2 separate regions of the Homo sapiens genome follow, and region 2 is linked to region 1. The links are chromatin loops, found by intact Hi-C in ENCODE. Cell type or tissue: sigmoid colon. All regions are shown on one strand. Links, peaks and the distances in the headings refer to the core of each region. The heading gives the core; the rest is flanking DNA. Region 1 overlaps MINK1 (misshapen like kinase 1). Region 2 holds the start of MINK1 (misshapen like kinase 1).

Evidence for each region. Peaks named below come from ENCODE experiments on the same cell type or tissue, not always from the same donor. Only the 100,000 strongest peaks of a DNase experiment are listed, where the experiment ranks them.
Region 2: a loop joins it to region 1, with 6 times the contacts of the local background. A loop is called at or near these places in 51 of 110 quality-filtered maps.

What each region holds. Positions count from the first base shown.
Region 1 is chr17:4,884,157-4,893,316 of GRCh38, forward strand. It overlaps MINK1 (misshapen like kinase 1), which reads left to right. Exons shown (of 32, transcript NM_153827.5): 5 at 207-317; 6 at 756-846; 7 at 1,327-1,457; 8 at 1,755-1,809; 9 at 1,964-2,042; 10 at 2,295-2,470; 11 at 2,954-3,023; 12 at 3,424-3,634; 13 at 5,491-5,607; 14 at 6,361-6,579; 15 at 6,795-6,968; 16 at 7,300-7,560; 17 at 7,993-8,078; 18 at 8,246-8,356; 2 more. Among named protein-coding and RNA genes, the nearest start is that of C17orf107, 11 kb to the right of the region's middle. In sigmoid colon, for the core only: CTCF peaks have their summits at 5,111 (motif pointing left) and 5,316; a DNase peak (open chromatin) is centred at 5,085.
Region 2 is chr17:4,829,622-4,838,781 of GRCh38, forward strand. It overlaps MINK1 (misshapen like kinase 1), which reads left to right and starts at 3,719. Exons shown (of 32, transcript NM_153827.5): 1 at 3,719-4,019. The coding sequence starts at 3,963. RefSeq lists an enhancer at 2,776-3,562 and silencers at 3,540-4,009, 4,020-4,269. In sigmoid colon, for the core only: no CTCF peak of the experiment used is centred there; DNase peaks (open chromatin) are centred at 3,710 and 4,715; H3K4me3 peaks cover 2,235 bases; H3K27ac peaks cover 3,234 bases.

The sequences.
Region 1 (9,160 bases), core at 333-8,332:
GCACCCAGCCTTTTTCCCTCTCTGTCTTGACTTGAGGAAATCCTGTGGCCTTTGTGAGGCTTCTGTGGCCCTTGCTCTCTAGCTCATACCAGTTCTAACCCCAAGGTCTCTTATCCTCCTCCAGGAGTCTAGCAGGGGATTGGGGCAGGGGTGGGAGGGCTTGTCTGACTGATACTTTTCCTTTCGGTACCTTCCTGGGATCCTAGCTGGTGATGGAGTTCTGTGGTGCTGGTTCAGTGACTGACCTGGTAAAGAACACAAAAGGCAACGCCCTGAAGGAGGACTGTATCGCCTATATCTGCAGGGAGATCCTCAGGGTGAGCTCAAGGCCCCTCCCCTTGTCTTCTCCTCCGCTACCCTGGCTGGAGTTTCTCCATGAGCAAAGATCCTCCCTGCGCTGGGAGGAGACATCACTGCCCTCTTTAGGGAGCAGCAGGCCTGATGCGGGTGGGATGTGGAAGCAGGGTCCACACCTTGGGAAGTCTCAGGCTGTTGGAGGAGACAAGCTCCTGTTTCCAAGCTCTGCCGCTTCTCCACCTGTAACCCTGCAACTGCTGGGAATTCACCTGGAGCCACCTCTCTGAGGAAGCTCTCCAGGACAGCTCAGCTTGCTTGGGCTCCTGGTGGAGAAGGTCTGCTCCTTCAGCCCAGCCCTGTCCAGACTGACTGCTCCTTGTCCCCTCAACTCACTCCCCACTTACTCTTTCCTACCCCATCCAACACCATGGCTAATTTTCCCTGCTCTCCTGTCCCAGGGTCTGGCCCATCTCCATGCCCACAAGGTGATCCATCGAGACATCAAGGGGCAGAATGTGCTGCTGACAGAGAATGCTGAGGTCAAGCTAGGTGCGCCGGCTCCTTCTGAGGCTGACGAGGACCTTTCACCTCCAGAACAGAGAATGAGGGGCCCCTTTTTCTCTCTGGTGGCTCAGGCCCAACTCCCTTCCTACTGGGGAGGCTCACTCCCTCCCCTTTCCCCTCTCCCCCTGGAATGCCCTGCCTCCTGCTGAAAATCCCTCAGGAAGCTCTTCACCTGTCACCTGTTACGGGCCAGGTGCTCTGCAGGTTGCTCTGGGGAGATGGGATCTGATGGCCCTCCTGCCTGGGATGCTGTCCGTGATCCTTTTACCTGGGTTTTTCTCTAAGATGCTGGAAGATGGAATCGGGTTCTTCAGGATGGTGGTGGGGTAAAGGAGGGTGCTGGGGTGTCTGGGTCGGGCCAGGACCACAGCTGGCTCAGGCAAGTCCTGTGTGTGCACGCAGGGATGTGAGGCAAGGGAGCAGAGGTGACTCCCCACACTGACCCCTCCCTCTGTGTCTTCACAGTGGATTTTGGGGTGAGTGCTCAGCTGGACCGCACCGTGGGCAGACGGAACACTTTCATTGGGACTCCCTACTGGATGGCTCCAGAGGTCATCGCCTGTGATGAGAACCCTGATGCCACCTATGATTACAGGGTATGGAGTGGAAAGTTGGGAGCATGGGGGCTGCCAAGGGCGGGAAGCAATATGGGGACCACGGGGCCTGAGCAGGCTGGGGAACAGAGGAAGGTCAGATGATGTTAGCAGTGAGGGGCTGGGGAACATCTTACGGCAAGGCAAGTGTGGGTGGGAAGATGGGATGGGTTGGAAGGCACTGCTGCAGGAATGGGTGTGGCCCAGGAAGGCTCCTGAGAGGCCAGGATGGTGGGTGAAGAGAGGTTGCAGGGCAGAGTTGTCAGGAATATTCACTTGTTCCTTCTTTCCCGTCTATAGAGTGATATTTGGTCTCTAGGAATCACAGCCATCGAGATGGCAGAGGGAGCCCCCCGTAAGTTCTGAGTCTGCCGGGAGTGGGAGGGGAGGGAAAGGAAGGGCCCAGAGAGTGGCTGTAGGGAGGAGGTGGGTCCTGGGACCCTGCCGAGGAAGGGTCCTGTAGCTCCCAGTGCAGTGAAAGGGACTGAGGGTGTCTCCTCTGTGTCCAGCTCTGTGTGACATGCACCCCATGCGAGCCCTCTTCCTCATTCCTCGGAACCCTCCGCCCAGGCTCAAGTCCAAGAAGTGGTAGGTCTCTGAGAGTGTGGGCTCTGGGAAGGAAGGTCCCTGGACAAGGCCATCCCCACCTTCATGCCCTCTGTGCTCAGGCTTGGATCTCACCAGAGAAGAGATTCTGGGGGGCAGAGGGCGGTGACTGGTGTTGGGATATGAAGACAGGAGGGACGTCAAGGTGGCTTGTGGATGAATGATCCACCCTCTTCCTCCTGCACCCATCCCTTCTGAGGGGACCCTCCCAGTGTGAGCCACCACTGTTTCCAGGTCTAAGAAGTTCATTGACTTCATTGACACATGTCTCATCAAGACTTACCTGAGCCGCCCACCCACGGAGCAGCTACTGAAGTTTCCCTTCATCCGGGACCAGCCCACGGAGCGGCAGGTCCGCATCCAGCTTAAGGACCACATTGACCGATCCCGGAAGAAGCGGGGTGAGAAAGGTCAGTGGGCAGGCTGGAGGGGGCAGGTACTAGGGGACACTCCAGCCTGGCTCCTCTCTGCCAGCCCTGCTCGCTCCTGGCACCCCTTCCTGCTCCCCTCCTTGGCCCCAGCTCTCCCTGTCCAAGGAGATCGTTCTCAAACTTGCAACCCCCAAGGGGTTTTCCCTCCTTTCCCTCCCAGTCTGAATCAGCCTTCCAAAGGAGGACCGGCCTTTCGCATCCTTACAAAAACTCCATGCTAAGCACATGTGTGTGCGAGCACAAGCACAGGCTCTGCCACACCTCAGCTGCCCTGGGACCCAGTCCCGGTCCTGTCCAGGCCCACACCTGAGACCCGCTGTCCTCCCATTGCCCCCAGGAAGTGGGTGGGGCCCCTCATGCTTGCCCAGCCAGAGAGACCTGGTTATCCCCACCCAAGGTTTCCCTAGCCCACGGCGGGTCTGGGGCGCTGGGTGAGATAACTGCAGTGGCCTCCCCCTGCAGAGGAGACAGAATATGAGTACAGCGGCAGCGAGGAGGAAGATGACAGCCATGGAGAGGAAGGAGAGCCAAGGTAGGCCTGGCAGGTGGAGTGGGGGTTGGGGCGGTCATCGCTGAGTGGGGGGACTACAGTGGTGCTTGGCTTTGGGGACTCTCAGCCTGGGGGTGGTGGGCACAGAGAGGTAGAGACTCCTGGAAACCAAATTTCTGAGTGCTAAGAAGTGGAACCAATGACTGAGCAAGAGCTGGGGAGAGAGCAATTTGTGGTGAATGTGGGGCGCAGCAGTAATAGGAAAGGAGGACAGGACTGAAGACTGGGCAGAAGGGGACGGTAAGTCTCCTGGCCACCTGGGAGTGGCCAGAGGCAGAGGCTTTGATCCAGTTAAAGCACCCACTCAGGCGGGCCCACGGGGTTGAGAGTGGGAACCAACAGGGTTCTGACCCCAGTGCTTCTTTGTGCCACCCCTGCCCAGCTCCATCATGAACGTGCCTGGAGAGTCGACTCTACGCCGGGAGTTTCTCCGGCTCCAGCAGGAAAATAAGAGCAACTCAGAGGCTTTAAAACAGCAGCAGCAGCTGCAGCAGCAGCAGCAGCGAGACCCCGAGGCACACATCAAACACCTGCTGCACCAGCGGCAGCGGCGCATAGAGGAGCAGAAGGAGGAGCGGCGCCGCGTGGAGGAGGTGGGCTGTCTCCGAAGGGCCCAGGCCTGGCGCGGCCTCCTCCTGACCTGCCCCGGGTCCATTAGGGCCTTGGAGAACAGGTTTTAAAATGCCTTAAATGAATGGCATTTCTGTTGAAACAATTATATGATTTCAAATTTCATGATGAGCTGGACTTAACACAAAATGTAATCCCATCACTTTGGGAGGCTGAGGTGGGTAGATCACCTGAGGTCAGGAGTTTGAGACCAGCCTGGCCAACATGGTGAAACCCCATCTCTACTAATAATACAAAAATTAGCCAGGTGTGGTGGCGCATGCCTGTAATCCCAGCTACTCCGGAGGCTGAGGCAGGAGAATTGCTTGAACCCGGGAGGCGGAGGTTGCAGTGAGCAGAGATCACACCACTGCACTCCAGCCTGGGTGACAGAGCAAGACTCCGTCTCTAATAATAATAAGCAATAACCCGCAGCACCCACACTGTCCACCTGCTACCTCCAAAGTAGGCCCTCTCATTGTTGAACAAAAAATAATTTGCAAGAAAACCTGCTACAGAAGAGCCTTGTGCAGTTTTGAAAATATAGGCCAGGTGAGGTGGCTCACGCCTGTAATCCCAGCACTTTGGGAGTCGGAGGATGGGGGCGGATCGTGAGATCAGGAGTTCGAGACCAGCCTGTCTAATATGGTGAAACCCCATCTCTACTAAAAATACACAAATTAGCCAGGCGTGGTGGTGCACGCGCCTATAGTTCCAGCTACTTAGGAGGCTGAGGCAGGAGAATCGCTTGAACCTGGGAGGTGGAAGTTGTAGTGAGCTGAGATCACGCCACTGGCCTGGGGAACAGAGCAAGACTCCGTCTCCAAAAAATAAAAAAATAAAATAAATATAGCGTTCAGATAGTATAGTAACAAAGTCCTATCTTTTTTTTTTTTTTTTTTTTGAGATGGAGTTTTGCTCTTGTTGCCCAGGGTGACGAGTGCAGTGGCGCACTCTAGGCTCACCGCAAAACCTCCGTCTCCCAGGTTCAAGTGATTCTCCTGCCTCAGCCTCCTGAGGAGCTGGGATTACAGGAATGCGCCACCACGCCCGGCTAATTTTGTATTTTTTTCAGTAGAGACAGGGTTTCTGCATGTTGGTCAGGCTGGTCTCGAACTCCCGACCTCAGGTGATCCACCTGCCTCGGCCTCCCAAAGTGCTGGGATTACAGGTGTGAGCCACCGCGCCCAGCCACAGAGTCCTATCTAACAAGGTGTTACCTGGAGAAGGCCTGCTGGCAACTTCATTGCAGAAGTAGGCACAAGTTCCCTCAAGTGTAAGGGTCCCTCAGGGTTTGTGCTTTTGTTGGTGGTGGTGGTGGTAGACTTCGTGAAAGCCACCACAGAAATACCGTGAAAGTAAAGTACCACCTGGGCACTGGTGCTTGTCAAGGAGTGGGCCAGGTCCCTCTTTTCTGTGCTTTCTGTGCACGGGCACCTGGTGCCCTCTTGTGGCCAAAGGCTATCACTACGACCCGCTCTATATGGACTTCAGGCAAAGGTCGATTTTAGGCTAGGAGTGCTGGGGAGGCTTGTTTTGAGTTCGGCTTTGGTTTGTTGTTTGGTGGGGTGTGGGGAGTGGAAGGTGTTGTCTAGCTAAGCCCACCCCACAGGCAGCAGTCAGTCTCACAGCCTCTCTCGTCACAGCTACCGGCTGTTTACCCGAGCCCAGCCCCGCGGGCCCTTGGGTGGGGATGGGTATAGTTGCAGAAACAAGCGGAAGCCGGTCTCTCTTACCACCCTCCGTGGTGAGCAAGGAGGGCTCCCCTCCCTGTCCATGGAGGGGCAGTGCTGACGCGATGTCCGGTATGGTTCTTAAGACCACCTGGCTCTCCCCACAGCAACAGCGGCGGGAGCGGGAGCAGCGGAAGCTGCAGGAGAAGGAGCAGCAGCGGCGGCTGGAGGACATGCAGGCTCTGCGGCGGGAGGAGGAGCGGCGGCAGGCGGAGCGCGAGCAGGTAGAGCGCCGCACCCGCATCCCTGCCCTCCCGCCCTCCCGCTCCTGCTGCCTGCCGCCCCTGCTCCCCGTGCCCTTCCCCCTTCTCTCCCCCACCCCCAGATTCCTCCTATCTTTTCTAGCTTCACTCTTTCTCTCTGTTTTCTCCCACCCTTCAACCCCAACCCTGACCCCCTCCCTCTTCCTTCCCTGCCTCATTCCCATCTCTTTACCCCATCCCTGACTCCCCGACCCCTTCCTCATCCCCCCTCATTCCCTGTGCCCTCTTCTTCCCCATCTGTGCCGCATGGCCCCCTGGGGCTCATGTCATCCCCTCCCCTACCTCTCTCTTACTCTTCCCCTGCACCCCCTCATTCTCCTGCGGATCCCTTCCTCCTTCTCCAACTCGCTGCTGCTGCCCTCCTCTGCCTCTTCCTCCTTCCCTGCCCTCTGCCCCCCACCCCACACCCCGTCCCCCAGGAATATATTCGTCACAGGCTAGAGGAGGAGCAGCGACAGCTCGAGATCCTTCAGCAACAGCTGCTCCAGGAACAGGCCCTGCTGCTGGTAACGGGTCCCTCAGCGTCCTCTGGGAAGATGCTTTTCAGAGCTTCTTTGCTGGAACGGGATGGGAACACTTCAAGGGAAGGGATTCACCCAGGACATCAAGGGAATACATCTCCTCTCTAGGCAGTTGGAGAAAAGAGAGGGCATGCCTGCTCTAACTCCCAGGGCCACACCCTGCTGAGCCCTCTCTCCCTACCCTTGGGCCCAGGAATACAAGCGGAAGCAGCTGGAGGAGCAGCGGCAGTCAGAACGTCTCCAGAGGCAGCTGCAGCAGGAGCATGCCTACCTCAAGTCCCTGCAGCAGCAGCAACAGCAGCAGCAGCTTCAGAAACAGCAGCAGCAGCAGCTCCTGCCTGGGGACAGGAAGCCCCTGTACCATTATGGTCGGGGCATGAATCCCGCTGACAAACCAGCCTGGGCCCGAGAGGTACTCACTGCCTCCTTTGCCTCCTGAGACTGCAGTCCCACTGCCTGAGGCCTGGAGAGCCACAAGAAGTAGTAGTTCACAGTAGCAGGCACCAAGTAGGGGAAAGGAGCACACAGCACAGAGCATAGGGCGGGAGTAGTTAGGGCAGGTGGGACCCTCAGTTTTGAGAACAGGGAGGCAAGAGCTGGCCTGCTTGACATCCCTTCACATCACAGGTAGAAGAGAGAACAAGGATGAACAAGCAGCAGAACTCTCCCTTGGCCAAGAGCAAGCCAGGCAGCACGGGGCCTGAGCCCCCCATCCCCCAGGCCTCCCCAGGGCCCCCAGGACCCCTTTCCCAGACTCCTCCTATGCAGAGGCCGGTGGAGCCCCAGGAGGGACCGCACAAGGTGAGTCTCTCCCCACCCCTGTCTTAATGAAGACACAGGGAGCTTTGTTCAGAGCACAGGTACACACACACGCGCGCACACACACACACACACACACACACCTGCTCAGCCGTGAGCCAGGATTACAGAGCACAGGCTTTGTGGACAGACTCACTCACCTGCTTCTTGCTGCCTGTGTCTGTCCTGACTTAGCTGTCATCAGGCTCAAGGAACCCCTTGTCCTTCAATGGAGGAAGGGGCAGCTAAAGTCCTTTCCCACCCCAGACCCCAATTCGCAGGTGGGGATGTGCCATGGAGCAGGCAGCCCACCCTCCCTGGTCTCTCCCTGCAGAGCCTGGTGGCACACCGGGTCCCACTGAAGCCATATGCAGCACCTGTACCCCGATCCCAGTCCCTGCAGGACCAGCCCACCCGAAACCTGGCTGCCTTCCCAGCCTCCCATGACCCCGACCCTGCCATCCCCGCACCCACTGCCACGCCCAGTGCCCGAGGAGCTGTCATCCGCCAGAATTCAGACCCCACCTCTGAAGGACCTGGCCCCAGCCCGAATCCCCCAGCCTGGGTCCGCCCAGATAACGAGGCCCCACCCAAGGTAAGGACAGTTCTGCAGGCCCAGGGAAAAGCAGAGAGCTAGTCATGAAGAGAAGGAGGGCAGTGAAGGGGCAGGCCACATGGAGGAAGAGTGCAGGGCGGGAAGCGAGAGAAAGCCAGGGCGCTGCCCTGCCGGGGTCAGCCGTCCAGCTGAGGACGCGACGTGGAGGGGTGGCATCGATCCCTGTGGGGAGCGTGGGAACGGAGAAACGCCCAGGGTGTTTTGGGAGCGCTAAGGGGCAGACTTTGCCAGTTAGAACCGCAGCTCCACCATCATCCGGCTTCATAACCCTGGACGTATTCACTAACTCCCCTGAACCTCAGTTTTCTCATCCATCAAAGTGGGGGAGCTCACCTCTCAGAGGTGAGGCTTAAACATCTGAGAAGTGCCTGTCGCAGCGCCAGCTCGCAGCACGTGGACTTCTCTCCACAGGTGCCTCAGAGGACCTCATCTATCGCCACTGCCCTTAACACCAGTGGGGCCGGAGGGTCCCGGCCAGCCCAGGCAGTCCGTGCCAGGTAATGCCTGGGTAGGGCAACGCCTGGGTGAGGTCTGAGGGCAGCCTAGGGAGTAGGGGGGGCACAGGGACTTTACCAGCCTACCCGCCTGGGGGTGGGAAAGCCCCAGCCCCATCACCTCAGCGCCCCCCCGCCGCCCCCTCGGCACCCCTGTGCTCCCTTCACAGACCTCGCAGCAACTCCGCCTGGCAAATCTATCTGCAAAGGCGGGCAGAGCGGGGCACCCCAAAGCCTCCAGGGCCCCCTGCTCAGCCCCCTGGCCCGCCCAACGCCTCTAGGTAATAGAGTTGTCCCCCAACTCACTCTCACCTCTCACTTCTGCCACCCGCTTCCCTGGTGATGGCTCCCTCTGCAGTGCAGCTCAGCACCCCAGAGAAGGGAGCACCGTGCCTCCCTGACCCTGACTCTGCCCCCCCAACAGTAACCCCGACCTCAGGAGGAGCGACCCTGGCTGGGAACGCTCGGACAGCGTCCTTCCAGCCTCTCACGGGCACCTCCCCCAGGCTGGCTCACTGGAGCGGAACCGCGTGGGAGGTATGTGAGCCAGGGCTGGGCAGCCTGCTCTGGGCCTGGGGGCTTATCACCATGGACCCTGCCTTTGGTGGCTTTGGACTGGGGCACCCACACGGACAGGGAGGACCTGTGTGGGTATGGAACTTGGGGCTGAGTTCTGGGGCTCAGGGTGTGGGCTTGAGGCCATCCCTTGTTCAGGCATCAGTGACCTTCTTCCACCCTGCCGTCCAGTCTCCTCCAAACCGGACAGCTCCCCTGTGCTCTCCCCTGGGAATAAAGCCAAGCCCGACGACCACCGCTCACGGCCAGGCCGGCCCGCAGTGAGTCACCTGGTGGCAGGCATGGCCTGCCTCATCCTGGTTTGGGGCTTAGCCTCAGGGTGCTGGGTGTCAGGGGTGGGGTCTCCGCTGATCTACCGAGAAGGGCTGTGGGGATGGAGGGACTGGTGCTTCTCATGGTGCTAACCTTTCCTAACCTCTCTCCTAACCTCTCTCCTAACCTCTCTTCTGGCTCTTTCTTCCCCTGCGGCCCCTCCCAGAGCTATAAGCGAGCAATTGGTGAGGTTAGTG
Region 2 (9,160 bases), core at 600-8,599, 54 kb before region 1:
TGCGGGGATTACAGGTGTGAGCCACCATGCCCAGCCAATCTGGTTTTTGTTTTGTTTTGAGATGGAGTTTCGCTCTTGTTGCCCAAGCTGGAGTGCAATGGCATGATCTCGGCTCACCACAACCTCCGCCTCCCAGATTCAAGAGATTCTCCTGCCCCGGCCTCCTAAGTAGCTGGGATTACAGGCATGCGCCACCACACACGGCCAATTTTGTATTTTTAGTAGAGACGGGGTTTCTCCATGTTTGTCAGGATGGTCTCGATCTCTTGACCTCGTGATCCACCTGCCTTGGCCTCCCAAAGTGCTGGGATTACAGGCGTGAGCCACCGTGCCTGGCCTTTTTTTTTTTTTTTTTTTTTTGAGACAGAGTCTCGCGCTGTTGCCCAGGCTGGAGTGCAGTCGCCTGCCTTGGCTTCCCCAAGTGCTGGGATTGCAGGCATGAGCCACCACGCCCGGCCAATTTTTTTTTTTTTTTTTTTTGAGACGGAGTCTTGCTCTGTCGCCCAGGCTGGAGTGCAGTGGCACGACCTCGGCTCACTGCAAGCTCCGCCTCCGGGGTTCACACCATTCTCCTGCCTCAGCCTCCGGAGTAGCTGGGACTACAGGCGCCCACCACCACGCCCGGCTAATTTTTTTTTGTATTTTTGGTAGAGACGGGGTTTCACCGTGTTAGCCAGGATGGTCTTGATCTCCTGACCTCGTGATCCTCCCGCCTCAGCCTCCCAAAGTGCTGGGATTACAGGCGTGAGCCACTGCACCCGGCTTTTTTTTTTTTTTTTTTTTTGAGACGTTGTCTTGCTCTGTCACCCAGGCTGGAGTGCAGTGGCACGTTCTCGGCTCACTGCAACCTCTGCCTCCCGGGTTCAAGCGATTCTTCTGCATCGGCATCCCGAATAGCTGGGATTACAGGCGCCTGCCACCATGCCCGGCTAATTTTTGTATTTTTAGTAGAGACATGGTTTCACCATGTTGTCCAGGCTGGTCTCAAACTCCTGACCTCAGGTGATCCACTCGTCTCGGCCTCCCCAAAAGTGCTGGGATTACAGGCGTGAGCCACTGCACCCGGCTTTTTTTTTTTTTTTTTTTTTGAGACGTTGTCTTGCTCTGTCACCCAGGCTGGAGTGCAGTGGCACGTTCTCGGCTCACTGCAACCTCTGCCTCCCGGGTTCAAGCGATTCTTCTGCATCGGCATCCCGAATAGCTGGGATTACAGGCGCCTGCCACCATGCCCGGCTAATTTTTGTATTTTTAGTAGAGACATGGTTTCACCATGTTGTCCAGGCTGGTCTCAAACTCCTGACCTCAGGTGATCCACTCGTCTCGGCCTCCCCAAAAGTGCTGGGATTACAGGCGCAAGCCACCGTGCCCGGCCAATTTTTTGTATTTTTAATAGAGACAGAGTTTCACTATGTCTGCGAGGCTTGGCCGGTTGTGGTGGTTCACGCCTGTAATCCCTGCACTTTGGGAGGCCAATGCAGGTGGATCACCTGAGACCAGGAGTTCGAGACCAGCCTGGCCAACATGATGAAACCCCGTCTCAACTGAAAATACAAAAAATTAGCTACGCGTGGTGGCGTGCACCTGTAATCCCAGCTACTCAGGAGGCTGAGATAGGAGAATTGCTTGAACCCGGGAGGCGGAGGTTGCAGTGAGCCAAGATTGTGCCACTGCACTCCAGCCTGGGCAACGAGAACAAAACTCTGTCTCCACCAAGGTGACATTTTCCACCCTGTGTCCTGTTCCCCAATAAAAACAAATTCACAAATTCACAAAAAAACTAAACTAAACTAAAACTGTCTAAAAAAAAAAAAAAAAAAAAAAAAACAAACAAAAAACCCCACCATGTTGGCCAGGCTGGCCTCCAACTCCTGTCCTCAAGGGATCCTGTAATCTCCGCATTTTGGGAGGCCGAGGCAGGCAGATCACTTGAGGCCAGGGGTTTGAGACCAGATTGGGCGACATGGCAAAGCCCCATCTCTACAAAACATATAAAAATCAGCCAGGTGTAGTGGCATGCGCTGCCTGTAGTCCTGGCTACTTGGGAGGCTGAGGTTGGAGGATAGCTTGAGCCCAGAAGCTTGAGGTTGCAGTGAGCAGAGATCATACCATTGTACTCCAGCCTGGGTGACAGAGCGAGACTTTGTCTTTAAAAAAAAAAAAATAGAGGCTGGGCACAGTGGCTGACGCCTGTAATCCCAGCACTTTGGGAGGCCGAGGCGGGCGGATCACGAGGTCATGAGATCGAGACCATCCTGGCTAACATGGTGAAACCCCGTCTCCACTAAAAATACAAAAAATTAGCCGGGCGAGGTGGCGGGCGCCTGTAGTCCCAGCTACTCAGGAGGCTGAGGCAGGAGAATGGCATGAACCCGGAAAGCGGAGCTTGCAGTGAGCTAAGATCGCACCACTGCACTCCAGCCTGGGCGACAGAGTGAGACTCTGTCTCAAAAAAAAAAAAAAAAAAAAAAAAATAGAATTGACTTGAAGGAGTCAGGCCGGAAGGCCAAATAGGAGATGAATGGGGATAGCGGCTTGAATAAGGGCAGTGGCAAGGAAAATGGGCTAGGGGTTAGGGAAGGGGGCCGACTGGCTGTGCACCCAAATGCTAAAAACGGTCCAGAAAGGAATGTGTTCAGCTATTTTTCAAGGACTTCTAAATTAAACTCTCTTAAATGATGTTTATATTAAGGCTGGTGGTGGAGTCTTTCAGAGGCAGTGTTGGTGCTAGAAGAGCTCTTGAGGATCATACAGCCTCCCCCCTCAATTTCACAGTGAAAGAAAACCTCAGAGAAGCAAAGCAACTTGCTCAAGGTCACACAGCATTTCAGTGGTAGAACATGACTCGTGGTTCTTAGATAGCATTACCCAGCCTCCACTGAGGCTAATGGCTGTAGGCGCTATGCCAACATGACTAGATCTAAGGTGACCCAAGCTATATTTTAAGGGACTGAACGCAGATTCCCTCTCTTCCCCTTCGCCACCCCTTCCTCCACGCGCGACTCCAGTGATCAATGAATAATTGTGGAAACAGTTCCTTTGTGCAGAACACTTTGTTAAAAGAGGTGCAGAGATACACGTCTGCGGTAGGATTCCTTATCCTGAGATCTGAGAGCACCTCGATGCTTCCCCAACCTGCTAGGTGAGGGTGGAAAGGGCATTCCTGAGGCAGCCGGTGCCCCTCCTCTGCCCCCCAACTCCCACGTGGTTTCTCCAGCCAAGTTCTCACGGAGTGGCCCCTCCCTCAGCGGCTCCACTGTTGCCATAGCAATTGGGTGGGTGGACAGCCCGTCCTATCTAGAGGCCACCCAGCCCTCGCGTGGGGAGTTACCATAACAACCCCCTAGTAATAGAGGGGGTTGGGTACCGCCCCCTTCCCCCGCAAATGGAAAGGTGGGTGGCTTGATTGGCAGCTGGGCACACGAAAGAAGGAGGGAAAGGGAAGGAAAGGCGTCAAAGGAGATCTGAGAAGGAAATAAGGGAGAGAAAGGGCAAAAAAAATAGGGAAAGAAAAGGAAACGCGTGTGCGCACGCGCACCAGCTGGTGGGCGCGCTCCGCGGCCGCCTCGGCCGCCGCCCACTTCTTTCACGCCAGGCTCGCGCGGTCGCTCCGTCCTCGCGCGCGCCTTTCGCCTGCTCGCCTGCGCCTGCGCGCAGGTGTCGGCGCCTAGGGGGAGGGGGCCCCGGCGCGCTCGCGTCACGCTCGCGCTTCCACCCTCCCAGTGCGCGGTCGCTCCGCGCCTGCGCAGGAGAGGTGGTAGGCTCGGGTGGCTGGCTCCGGGGAGATAGCGCCTGTCAGTCGGTGGGTCGGTCCTCGCGCCGGCCCTCCCCCTCCCCGGTCTCCGGGGGAGGCGCGGTGGAGTCCGCCCCCGGGGTTCTCCGATGGGGGAGAAGCGGCGACGGCGGCAGTGGAGTAACCGAGCCGGAGCGTGAGCGGCCCCGGTGCCCCGTTCCCCACGGAGGCCATGGGCGACCCAGCCCCCGCCCGCAGCCTGGACGACATCGACCTGTCCGCCCTGCGGGTGAGCGCGCCGTCCCCCAGCCTCGCCCTGGTTCCTGTCCCCGCCGCAGGGGAGGGAGCGGGGTGGCTGCACGCCTCACGTGCTCCCGGGCGCCCCCTCCACCAGCTTGGGTCCCCTTGGCGACCCGTGCCCCTTTCCCGGACTCCCGCCGCGGCTGGGCCCCCGCCCTCTGCTCCCTTCTCTCTCCACTGGCTGCAGATGCTGGGAGCCAGTTCGGTCCCCACCCTGTGGTGCCCCGCCCCCACACTTCCGTGCCACCCTACCTTTACTCTGGGGTTCGGGACCCACTGGTTCGCCTAAACTTAGCCTCCCCCATCACCTGGAGAACCTTTATTGTGGTTCCTTACCTCCTTTCGGCCCTTTTCCACCTTTGCCCTTACTTCTATCTTCTTCCTTCCCCTCCTCTTCCTCAGCTCCTGGAATTTTGACTTTGCAACTGTCTCGACAGCCTCTCTCTCATCCCTCTTTCTCTGCCTCGCCCACCCTTGAATTGCATCCTTTCCCTGGTCGGAATTTCAGCTACCCCACCCCTCGTGCCGTCACCCTCAATCCCATGTTCAGTTTTCCCTATCCCTTCTCTCCTGTTTCAAGTGCAGCAGTTCAGAACCAGGCATTTCCGGTCTCAGGGTCCCTGAATATTACATGACCAACTCTGCAGCAGCGTGGGGCTGGGAGCCCTCGGGGAGGAGGGGAGGCATTTCTTCTCTTTGGAAACTGTAGCACGGGCTGGGAAGAGGATGTTTACACACACACACACGCGCACACACGACACATGCTACATGTGGTCAGGCTGAAGGTTTGGAAAGGCAGTGGGTGTTTATGTTAGCTAAAGGCTGGAAGCAATGGAGACCTCTCAAGGTAGGGGCTAATAAGGAAAGGGGTTGAGAGGAAGCAAATGCTGCAGGAATTTCTTGGAAATACCCGTTCATTGTCCCTTGTGGGGCACTTACACACTCTGGTGGAAGAGCTTTCTGTAGCATTTATGTTTTTCTTCGGCAGGGAGCTTTGGCTTAAGGGGCAACTTAGTGATTTCAAGGTGAACACTCCAGACTATCAGCCAGGTGGTGTTTTGATCCTGTGCCCTTCCAGCGCTCTCACCAGGCCAAGGTGTGGGGAGAGCAGGACTTCCCATCTCTAGGTTCGCTTCTCTGGAGGCCCCTGCTCAGACTGTCTTCTGGCTTTTGAGTCAGCCAGGGAACATGGCCAGTAGTGGGAAAAGGCGGTCAGCCACACAGGTGCCCCGGATATGGCTGGAGGGGAGAGGGGAATTGAAGAGAGCAGAGTCATGTTGTTAATTGGGTTTCTCTAGGTGACACAGTTTTTTTTCTTCCCATTTTCAGGTCATAATTTGTTTGGTGCAATGTTGGGCTATGAGACCTGACTTGCTGGAGATAACGTGATAAATTTCTGGGGAGAGGGACTGAACGCTGAATTTCTCTGTGTGCGCAGGCACATGTGTGTGTGTTGATGAGGAGAGGGTCTGAAGGCTTTAGGAGGGAGATTCTTAAGGTCAGCTTGGCCAGGGTTTAAACTGGGATGCCCAAGTCGGGATATAAGATGGAAATCCAGATTCTGAGTAAAAGTCCCTTAATGTGCTCCATTCTGGGATGAACTTCCACCTTTCCTTCCTACCTTGGTTATTGATTAACTGGCTACAGGTTCCTGTGGCTGGGGTGACTAAAATACAATAAAAAATGGGTGGGTCAGGCCGGGCGAGGTGCTCACACCTGTAATCCCAGCACTTTGGGAGGCCGAGGTGGGGCATCACCTGAGGTCAGGAGTTCGGGACCAGCCTGGCCAACACTGTGAAACCCCATCCTTACTAAAAATACAAAAATTAGCCACACGTGGTGGCACACACCTGTGATCCCAGCTACTCAGGAGGCTGAGGCAGGAGAACTGCTTGAACTGGGGAGGTGGAGGTTGCAGTGAGCCAAGATTGCACCACTGCACTCCAGCTTGGGCGACAAAGCGAGACCTTGTCTTAAACAAAACAAAACAAAACAAAAAAACGGGGCGGGTCCAAACCACAACCTTTGCTTTGAACCTTGTGGGACTCTGCTTGGGTTTCTCTTTTAGCCTCTTTTGGTAGTTTGGCCTGGACCCTCAACCTGGGATTTCCAGCAATTCCACAAATACCCTCTGACCTTAGATGTGGTATTTCCCTTCTGGACTTCTCGGCTTGAAGCAATGTTAGCCTTCCTCAGTTGCCTCCAGCCTTACTCTCCTCTCCCCTCAGGAGACCGGGTGACCTGCTCCCAGTGCTTCTGTCTGGCCTGCCTTAAGCTGCTTAAGAAAGCATTCTGCTTCCCCCTTTCCACCCTAAAATGCAAGGGCTTGAGGGAGGGCTGTACCTCCTTTGACATGGGGCTAGCCAGGGCCTACCTTCTCCCTGCTGCAGACCTTTTCTCAGTGCCTGTCCCCCTGACTCCACCTCAGAGAGCTGTGGCACTGTCAAGCAGCTAGTGTGGTCATCTCTTGTGCTATTCCTGTCTGTTTTCCAGTGAGAAATGGTGTCTCCCTTTACTACACCATCTTGTGTTGGGGGCTGGGGAGAGGGATGGGAGAGGAACATATTCAGTATTTATTTGCTGGCCTTAAGGAGCCCAAGGTGTATTTCTCCTCTTGTTTCAAGATAAGGCTTGGTTTTCAGCTGGTGATGAGGGTAATCGTCTGATATTAGGGAAGATTGAATTGCGTTAATCTCTTAGCCATGTGTGGGGAGGCCAGATGGACCTGCTACTTTGTAGCCACAGCCACACTTGACCTCTTTGAGGTTCCTTTTCTCCACCAGCCTGGCTGCAGCGTGGTGAGGAAAAGCATGTGGTTTGAAGTTGCAGCCCTGAGTTCAAGTCCTAGTTTCTTCCCTTACAATGTAACCCTGGCCCTGCTCCCCTTACTGCAGATTCTGCCAAGAGCCTTACCCTCTCTAAGCTTCATTCAGTCCTGTATCGTGGGCATGGTAATAGTACTGAATGCAGAGTTGCTGAGGATTAAATGCACGTTAAGTACATAGTACAGTTCCCAGCACACAGTGATCATATATGTGATAGCCCTTTTTGCAGTTATTTTTATCAAATGGCAATCAGAGAAGCCTTCCAGGACAACTTTATCTAAAATAGCACTCCCTCCTCTGCTTTATTTTTATACAAAATTTTATATAGCATTCCCTTAGTCTGCTTTATCCTTCCTCATAGTATTTATCACCAGCTGACATATATATTCCTGTCAGCCCCACTAAAATGTCAGTTCAGTGGCCGGGTGTGGTAGCTCACGACCGTAATCCCAGCACTTTGGGAGGCCGAGGCAGATGGATCACCTGAGAGGTCAGAAGTTCGAGACCAGCCTGGCCAACATGGTAAAACCCCATCTCTACTAAAAAAAAAATACAAAAAAATTAGCCAGGCATGGTGGCGCACACCTGTAATCCCAGTTACTCGGGAGGCTGAGGCAGGAGAATCACTTGAACCTTGGAGGTGGAGGCTGCAGTGAGCCAAGATTGCACCACTGCACTCCAGCTTGGGCGACAAAGCCAGACTCTGTTTCAAACAACAACAACAACTACAACAAACAGTTCGGTGAAAGCTAAGATTTTGGCTGTTTTGTTCATTTTTGTATCCCCAGTGCCTGTAAGCATGTTTTGCACATAATGGGGGCTCAAACGTTTGTTGCAGAAGTGCCTCTTACAACACGTGCCACTTACAACACAGTGCAGTGCTTGCTTAGAGAAAGTATTCAATAAACCCCAGGCTTCTTAGGCTTCATTTTGCCCCTCTTTTATTTATGCACAATTAAGAATATATTTTTTCTGGGATGTTTTTAGAATCAGACCTTGTCTGGGGTAAACAGTTCTGGAAGCCTCCAGCTGAGCGATGCCCTTGAAGTAAAGTTAGGATCATCCAAGAGAAAATGTGGGCCTCTGTGTCTAAGCTTGGTTATATTCCAGGAGAACCTTCTGACTTGGAACTCTTGGCTTCTCACAAAGGATAAATATCAGTGGAAGTGGATGGGACAAGGAGGGGGCAGGCCCCGGCCTGACCTCTTTCCTTTTGCATTGCTCCTTTTGGTTGACCCACTTCGTAAATCAAACAGCTTCTTTTTACCATCCAGCTCGAAGTTTGACTGCAGTGTCCTTGAAACTGTGGAGCTATGCTTAGCGTCGCTGGATTGAAATCATAGCATGGAGCACATTCAAGGAGGACTTGTTGCTCGGTGGTAGCTGCTGACAGAGATGTTCTTTTTCAAATGATTTTGTGTTGTTGTGTCTGTTCTTTGGATAAGTGTCTTCGCCTTCCTCCTCTCTTCATGCGGCTGTGGAGCCAGCACCACTCGGAAAGCTGGCAGTTCTGGGCATGTATTTCTAGGCTGCTGAGCAACGTGGGACTGCCTCTGTGTTCTGATGTGCTAGCTGTCCAAATGTTGATGACAGATGCCTTAGGCAGGAGAATGGGAAGAGTGACCTCCTGCTGCAGAAGTAAGGACATTCAATAGTGACTTTTTTCCCCTGGAAAATTGCAAAAGGGGAATGGGGCTGTTTGGAGAGCTCGAGGCATTTAGATGAAGTGAAATGCTGCCTTGGCAAAATGACGGAAGGAAGATTACTGAGAACTTGGCTGAAACTAGGTGATCAGTCATTCCCCAAACAGAGGGAGAGACATCCCCACCCTTTATGCTATGGGATAGGACAGTTTGCCATAGTCCTTAGGGATATACACAGCAGGGAGGTTTTGACAGTTAAGATAACAGTAAGGTCAGCAAGAGAGCCAGCTGGCCCACCCCCTCACTCTTGCCCCAGGAGCTCAATTAAAACTCTGCTGGGTAGAATCCTGACTTCACATCTGGCCTCCATTCCTTTCCGCATTGAACTGTGTGCCTAAGACAGGGTAGCACACACAACTTGCACATGTAAACCATCTTTGTTTGTCATTTAGGGGACATGATGGCAGGAAGTGTGCAGCCGCTCTTGATAAGCTTGTATTCTGGTGTAGGTCTGTAGATAAGGCATGCAGTAACCTCTCAACCCAGAAACATAAAGCAATTCTGGACTGGAGAACATCTCCAGAAGCCGGTGAGAGTCTGCCTGTCTAATATTTCTGTCTCCAGACAAAGTTGAATCAGAGAAAGTTATCAATAATCCCCTG